Regions from separate parts of the Homo sapiens genome. Here region 2 is linked to region 1. Evidence: read pairs that join two places in POLR2A ChIA-PET (ENCODE). Cell type or tissue: Panc1. All regions are shown on one strand.

What was found. Peaks named below come from ENCODE experiments on the same cell type or tissue, not always from the same donor. Only the 100,000 strongest peaks of a DNase experiment are listed, where the experiment ranks them.
Region 2: POLR2A ChIA-PET joins it to region 1 with 5 read pairs; 1 of 35 experiments calls an interaction of 5 or more read pairs at or near these places.

Annotation. Positions count from the first base shown.
Region 1 is chr10:71,362,757-71,366,756 of GRCh38, reverse strand. SLC29A3 (solute carrier family 29 member 3) reads right to left here. Exons shown (of 6, transcript NM_018344.6): 6 at 3,372-4,000. Among named protein-coding and RNA genes, the nearest start is that of CDH23, 32 kb to the left of the region's middle. In Panc1, no CTCF peak of the experiment used is centred here; a DNase peak (open chromatin) is centred at 1,976.
Region 2 is chr10:72,069,267-72,073,266 of GRCh38, reverse strand. SPOCK2 (SPARC (osteonectin), cwcv and kazal like domains proteoglycan 2) reads left to right here. Exons shown (of 11, transcript NM_001244950.2): 2 at 357-365; 3 at 719-764; 4 at 1,009-1,123; 5 at 2,841-2,955. Among named protein-coding and RNA genes, the nearest start is that of SPOCK2, 17 kb to the left of the region's middle. RefSeq lists enhancers at 2,997-3,498, 3,679-4,000. In Panc1, no CTCF peak of the experiment used is centred here; no DNase peak of the experiment used is centred here; H3K27ac peaks cover 3,394 bases.

The sequences.
Region 1 (4,000 bases):
CTCTTCTACGTGGAGTTCTCTATAAAAGCGTGACACTGGCTCAGAAGTTAAGCGCCCACATCACCTCCGAGCTGATGAAGAGGCCGAAGTCTTCTCCCTGGAGCACTGAGTGGAAGGCAGCTGAATGAGGGGTCTTTGCTCATAATACCACCCCTGGTTGAAGTTTCCCCCAGCTCCTATGCATGTAGGAATAAGCATGTTCTCAGAAATCCCTGTCACCCACTGGTTGAAGAGTCCCCTCATGTAGCTTTGTTAACTGAATAAAGGAGAAAAATGGTTGGGCATGGTGGCTCATGCCTGTAATCCCAGCACTTTGGGAGGCCGAGGTGGGAGAATTGCTTGAGTCCTCCCACCTTTTCACTTCACCATTCCATATTTAAGTCATTTCTCTCTCACATTTTATTATAAGCAGTCAGGAGGAGCCAAGCCACACTTTCAATACATTGCATAGAAATGTCCTCAGCCAAACATCTGATTTCATCACTCTCAAGTTCTACCTTTCACAAAACACTAGAACACAAACACGGTGTTTGCTTGAGTGGTTAGAGACCAGCCTAGGCAACATGGTGAGACTCTGCCTCTATAAAAAATTTTTTAAAAATTAGCTACGTGTGGTGGCAGGCACCCATGGTCCTAGCTCCTAGGGAGGCTGAGGTGTGAGGATTGCTTGAGCCCAGGAGGTCGAGGCTGCAGTGAGCTGTGATCATGCCACTGCACTCCAGCCTGGGTGACAAACTGAGACCTTGTCTCAAAGAAACCAAAACATTAAAAATTAAAAAGAAGGAAAATGAACATGTGTATGGTGCCCTAAAAACTGCCATTTGGAATTAAATCAGAGAACTCTTAGATAAAGACAACCTCTCAAGGCACCCCCTCTACCTCCCTCATTGAAAACTCCCCTCCTTTTTGGTGAGTTTTGTTCACCCCTCCAAACATATGAGCTGGTTCCAAGCCTGCTGGGTTCACATGAGACTTGAGATCCAGAGCAGCCAAAGCCCACGAACTGCTTCTCACGGCGGAGGGGGAACAAGCACGTCTGAACTCCCCCATCCACCCTTCTGCCTGGAGATGGATTTTTATTTTCCTTCCTCCCTCCCTGGGAGGGAATGACCCTCTGTGAAGTGCCCACTAAGGTGAGTAACCAAGCAGAGTGAGCAAAAGCCTGGATGATCCCCAACAGCCAAGCCGCCAGCCCCTCCCAACAGAGCGGCCTCTCCTCCCCTGGCAAAGTGGATGCAACTTAGTCTATCATCTCTATGCCCTGCCATCACCATGGCTGGCCCCCCAACTCCCCCTGTGCTCCACACTAACTGCAAATCATCTCTCTAATGGAGATGCCACCTCCACTTCTTTGAAAGCCCATTCCCCTACAACAGAGCATGAGAGACCCCCACTACTCCTTCCCCAATAGCTGCAAGGTGATCGCTCCAAGATGGTCCCCATCTCTGAGCTCAGAGACTGCTGGTTTACTTTAAGGCAGGCATGGTGCCCATTTCTTTTTCTTTTTCTTTCTTTTTTTCTTTTTGAGACGGAGTTTTGCCCTTTTTGCCCAGGCTGGAGTCCAATGGCATGGTCTCAGCTCACTGCAACATCCACCTCCCAGGTTCAAGTGATTCTCCTGACTCAGCCTCCCGAGTAGCTGGGATTACAGGCGTGCCCACCACCATGCCCGGCTAATTTTTGTATTTTCAGTAGAGACGGGATTTCGACATGTTGGTCAGGCTGGTCTCGAACTCCTGACCTCAGGTGGCCCGCCTGCCTCGGCCTCCCAAAGTGCTGGGATTACAGGCATGAACCACCATGCCCGGCCCATGCTGCTCATTTCTAAAACACTTGTGGTTGAGATGAGTCACCAGCTAGACCAACATCCCAAATCATCCGCAGCACTAAAGTCAATGAAAAAACCAAGGGGGAGACTTCAGGCTCCTGCAAAGGGAAGGGAGAACTTTTTCTTTTTGGTAGGTATCGAGTTCAGAAACCCTTTCAAGGTGTCCTCTTTAATTCTTCGGCCAAGGAGAGGGAATGTGTACTAGGCTGAGACGGTGGGGAGCATGAACTGCTGCCACCGGCTGGATTACTGACTGCTTCTGTTTCATCAGCCTCTGCAGGGCACCAATGAGCCAGTGCGCTTCTGCAGAGAAGCAAAGGGCTGATTCACGGCTCCAAGGGTTGCCACATCTTGGGGGTAAGTTCTGTTCTTTCTGCAGGACTCTTGAGAGAGAGCTCCTCGTCTGATCTGGTTCCTTTCTCTCTCTGATTCCCGTGCCATGCTGTTTTCCAAGGAATAGGCTTTTGGGAGCCTTCTAGACACCTGAAAAAAATATAAATTACTCTTCATGTCAGGAGATCGCCAATGTGAGGGGCCACAGCCCCCCCAGATAGAGCAATGGAACCTGGGCGTCGTCTTTTGAAACAACAGCTTCAACATACACAACTATTAGCAACAAACCAGAACAAAGCAACACCTAATCCTGCTGCTCAAAGCTTCAGAGCTTCAGTGATGTTCACAAAAAAGAAACCTGTGAAAGCCAAGGTGCTAGCTGGTCCTGCAATGCATGAGACTCTGGGCCAGACACCTTCCTGCTTCTCCAGGCCACTCTCTACCCTCTCCACCTGCTGCTGGCTGGGCTTTAGTCCAAGGGGCATGGAAATCAGAGGATGAATGGAGGGAATTTATTCCTTCAGCTTCCTCCTGCAGGGTTACAGCAGGCTGGCCATCCCATCCCCAGACAAAGTCACTCCCTAGGTTCTAGGACTCCCTCCCCTCCCCACATCAGGCCTGAGCTGGAATGGCCTATTACTAGTTTTTAGATAGAATGCACAACCCCCTGGGGTTCCTACACCTGCTCTTAAAACATCCTCAAGGTTGCAGTGAGCCGAGATTGAGCCACTGCACTCCAGCCTGGGTGACAGAGCAAGACTTCATCTCAAAAAAAAAAAAAAGAAAAGAAAAAGGAAAAAAAGAAAAAAAAATCCTCAAATTAGGCTGGGCACAGTGGCTCACACCTATAATCCCAGCACTTTGGGAAGCTGAGGTGGGAGGATCGCTTGAGCTCAGGAATTTGAGACCAGGCTGAGCAACATAGTAATACCCCATCTCTATGAAAAATTTTAAAAATACAGAAATTAGCGAGGCATGGTGGTGTGCACCTGTAGTCCCAGCTACTCAGGAGGCTGAGGCTGGAAGATCACTGGAGCCCAGGAGTTCAAGGCTGCAGTGAGCTATGATCGAGCCACTGCACTCCAGCCTGGGTGACAGAGCAATATCTTGTCTCAATAATAATAATAAATTTTAAAAAATCCTCAAATTGCCTAATCTGAGTGTGCCATTGCTTGTTAAGACTCTAACAGAGACATCAATGAGGCTTACATTGAATACGCAAGTATTTATTACGCCCTTGAACCAATGGCTTTGACATGTTGTAAACAGGAACACTGAAAGACCCTCATCTTGACCCAGGCCATAGACCACCAGGTCATGAGGATCCCTCTTTTTTTGAAAACCCAGGCCAGACATGCTTGATCCCTTGCACAGGGAGGCCCTCTGGTCCCTCTGGAATGAAGCATTCATGGAAGGCCCATCTTTCTGGGTTTTCCAGTCTGGTTAGTGGGCAGTTGTTCACCCACAGAACACAGGGGTCTGTGCACACTTGAGTCTTGGGCCTGAGGACTGACCATGCCAGGGGACTTCCATTCCAGGGAGACCCCTTCAGGGTAAGGAGAGCTGAGCATTTGCTTGCATCTCGCTGTCAGCTGGAATGAGCGCAGCTGGGAGGTTGCAAAGAGCCCATGGCTGGGTTTTGGCACTGGCTTTGTAATAACTCTAGGGCGAACACTGGCAGCATCTTTGAAGGGCTAGAAAGAAGGTGGAATGTTAACCATCAGCTGTGAAGGGAGTACCCCTGATTTGTGCTATTTCTTCTTCAACTGTCTCAGGAGTGTTCTGTTAATATGACTGGAATATCTGCCTTGCACGGAATGGGCATGGACGTGGCTCACT
Region 2 (4,000 bases), 710 kb before region 1:
GCATAGGCATGAGAAGCTCTGTTCCTACGCAGCATGGGCACCTCGGACATCTGTCCTGGTGGTGGGGCTGGGGCTGGACTGGGAACGGAGTGGGGGTGCCCCACCCTCTCAAAGCCACGGGCCCCTGCTACTCCTAAGGCCAGTCTTGAGCTCTGTGATGAAGACGTAAGAATACTGGCCTCTTATTGGGGTTCCTGGGGGTCAGAGGAACACAGCCATCGAAGGCCATTGCTCGGCCACATGATGAGGCAGGGGACCCCAGGAACACCAGAGGGCCTCACACTGATATCCCCATCTTTCTCCCTTTCTCTTCCTGCTCCGTTTTCCATGGCCTGCTGCTGTTCCCTGATCTCCAGGAAGTGGAGGTGAGTACTGCCCAGGACCCCACTCTGTGTGGTCTCTGCAGAGCACACCCCCTCCCCTCCTGTGTCCCTCCACACCCTCATTCTGACTTGCCTTCCCTGCCAGCCTCCAGTGTGGCATGGGAGCAATCAGGAGCTCACGGGAGAGGCTGGAAAGGATTCTGGACATGGGTTTATAGGGATAGAGGTGTGGGGGAGGCAGCTGGCAGGGCCTGGGTGGACAGGGGTCAGCCACCAGGATGACGGCCATTGGCACATGACATCGCTGGCCCAGGCCTCTCCTCGACCCCGCAGTTGAACCTCTGGGATATGGATCTTAGCCTTTCCCTTCTCCCTTGTCCCTCTCTGTCCTCTAGGATGACTATATCAAGAGCTGGGAGGACAATCAGCAAGGAGATGAAGGTAACATGACTCTCCCGGCGGGGGAAGGTGACTGACACGTGTGAAGACTTGAGACCAGAGGGCAAGCCCTTAGCCCGCTTGGGGGCTCCTTGAGCAGCCAGGCCCCGGTGGGGATGGGACTCCTGAGCTCAGGAGCTCTGGTTATCAAGGGCTGCTGGAGGGAGAGGCCTCCCAGCTCAGAAGTGGGGCTGGAGGTTCCTGGGTTCTCCCAGGTGACCTGTGTCCTGACTCTGTGCCCCTGCAGCCCTGGATACCACCAAGGACCCCTGCCAGAAGGTGAAGTGCAGCCGCCACAAGGTGTGCATTGCCCAGGGCTACCAGCGGGCCATGTGCATCAGTCGCAAGAAGCTGGAGCACAGGTGAGAGGTTTGGGGAGGTGGGAGCCCTGGAGGGGGTGTGTTCAAAGAGCAAGGGCTCAACTGACCCTCTCCTTATGAATTAGCCATCTACTGCTGTTAAATAAATTGTAAAACTTAGTGCTTAAAACAGCAAATATGTATTATCTGACATCATTTCTGAGGGTTGGAATCCAGAAGTGGTTCTCTTAGATGGTTCTGGCTCTGGGTCTGTCTTGAGGTTATAGTCAAGGTGCTGGCTGGGGCTGTTTCATCTGAAAGCTTGTCGGGCTGGAGGATCCACTTCTAAGCTCACTCTTATGCTCTTGGTGGGAGGCCTCAGTTCCTGATCATGTGGACCCCTCCATAGGGATGCTTGAGTGTCCTCACAACATGGCGGCTGCCTTCACCTAAAGTAAGTCATTTAAGAGATGAGCAAGGAGAAAGCCACACCATATGAGAACAATTACCAAACCCTGTGGGATGCAGGGAAAGTCACATCTCCTTTTTGGGCCTTGATGTAGTATCTCTAAGACAAATAGGTTAGACCATATAATTTGAGGTTCCTTTCAGCTCTGACATGCAGTGACTTCATGAAATATTTAAGGTGGTAGCTTGTGAGAGGTTGTAGCTTGCAGAGGAGAAAGGAGTGAGGGACATTTAAGGAAGCCTTAGCTCCAGCTGGGTGCAGTGGCTCCTGCCTGTAATCCCAGCACTTTGGGAAGCCAAGGCGGGTGGATCACCTAAGGTCAGGAGTTTGAGACCAGCCTGACCAATGTGGTGAAACCCCATCTCTACTGAAAATACAAAATTAGCTGGGCATGGTCGCTTGTGCCTGTAGTCCCAGATACTCGTGTGGCTGAGACAGGAGAATTGCTTGAACCTGGGAGGCGGAGGTTGCAGTGAGCCGAGATCACGCCACTGCACTCCAGCCTGGGTGACAGAGTGAGACTCCGTCTCAAAAAAAAAAAACACAACAAAACAAACAAAAAAAGGAAGTCTTAGCTCCAGCCCAAGGACAAGGCTCTGCCTGGCTCCAAGACCCTGGAAAAGGTTCCAGTTCCCTCCCTTCTTTCCTGAATCATAGAAGATGAAAGATGGGGTTGCAGTCTTAGAAGGCTGCAGGGGCATGGCCGGTAATGTAATGCATGAAGAGTGCTTGGTCACGGGCCACTCTGTGGAGCACAGGTGTGGTGGAAAGCAGGCAGCTGCTTCTTGGCCCTGGTCTATTACAGCTATGTAGGAATGCAGGTCCAGGACTCCCATGCTTCCATTTTTCAAAGACAGGCCAAGAATCCAGGTATTTATGTGAACTCTCCCATTTGGTAAATGTTAGTGCATAAATAACTCAATTAAAAAAAAAAACACTTGGTGGCCAAGTATGGCCCAGAGGTCATCAGTTTGCAACCTCAGATTTGGTCTGACCCCCTAAGTGAAGTGTGACCCCCTTTTACCTCTGGCCTTCAGACCTGGAGTTGCTACCTGAAGGCCCCATGGGACTCAGTGACTCCTAGAAGAAGAGAAGCTGGGGGAATTTATGCCCTGCTCAGTTGGTTCCACCCTTCTGAGCTGGAGGAGGGTCTGGCAGCAGTGTGGGGAGGGTGGGCAGGGGCAGGAAGGGGCTGATCTGCTGAAGATTGCTGCTGCCTTCCTGTTGGAACAGGTCTGCTCAGCCCTCCCTTCCCCTGCTCCTTCCTCATTGTCACTTCCACCCTGGTGTGCCCCCCACCCTCTCCTGTAGGATCAAGCAGCCGACCGTGAAACTCCATGGAAACAAAGACTCCATCTGCAAGCCCTGCCACATGGCCCAGCTTGCCTCTGTCTGCGGCTCAGATGGCCACACTTACAGCTCTGTGGTGAGGAGCCCAGGCCCCAGGTAGGGTGGGGGTGGAGTCACCTGAGGCCACAGGAAGCAGAAAGGATGACCCAGCTGGGGCCTCCGGAGGGGTTTCCAGGACTGAGGTGGGGCCAGATGGCAAGGTCAGTGTGTTCAATGCAGCCAGCCATACTGGGGCCACCTGCAGCCCTGGCTGGAACTACCTGAGAGTTGGAGCCAGACCCTGTCTGTCCCTGACCTCGGACAGGTGCAGGTGGGGAGTGGGGCCTGGAAGAGACACTATGGTCAGGTAACTGCAAGTCAAAGGAACTGAGGGAAGACCTCAGCCAAGTGTGGAGGGCTGTGGAAGAAGGAGCTCTGGCATCCAATTGTTAGTGGGGGAAGAAAGGAGGATTTCCACAGGGAGGCGCCAGTGTTCACCAGTGAGCAGGGGCCTTCTGGGGCAGCAGGAAATAATCCTCCATAAGAAGGTGATGGAAGAAGGAACCGATTGGGAGAATGAATTTGCACCTTATGTGGATTTTTATGAGGATTTCAGGAGACAATATTTGAGAAAGCATTTAAAAAATTTTAGGCTGGTCACGGTGGCTCACGCCTGCAATCCCAGCACTTTGAGAGGCCGAGACGGGTGGATTGCTTGAATCCGGGAGTTTGAGACCAGCCTGGGTAACATAGTGAGACCCTGTCTCTACAAAAAATACAAAAATTAGCTGGGTGCAGTGGCGTGTGCCTGTGATTCCAGCTATCTGAGAGGCTGAGGGGGATGCCAGGAGTTCGAGGCTGTAGTGAGCCATGATTGTACCACTGCACTCCAGCCTGGGTGACAGAGTGAGACCTTGTCTCCAAAAAAAAAAAAAAAAAAGTAACATAGAAATGCAGGTGCTGATAATGAATGTTTTTACTGGCAACAAGGAGTCGGGAATTGCTTGGTTTGGGAGGGCACTGACAGCTGGCTTGGGGTGGGTGCCAGGGCTGAGGGGCCTTCTTGGAGTGAGATGCAGATTTCAGTCACCCGCTGTGGGTGATGATTGACATTGCTGTGGGGATGAGGTCATCCAGGGAGA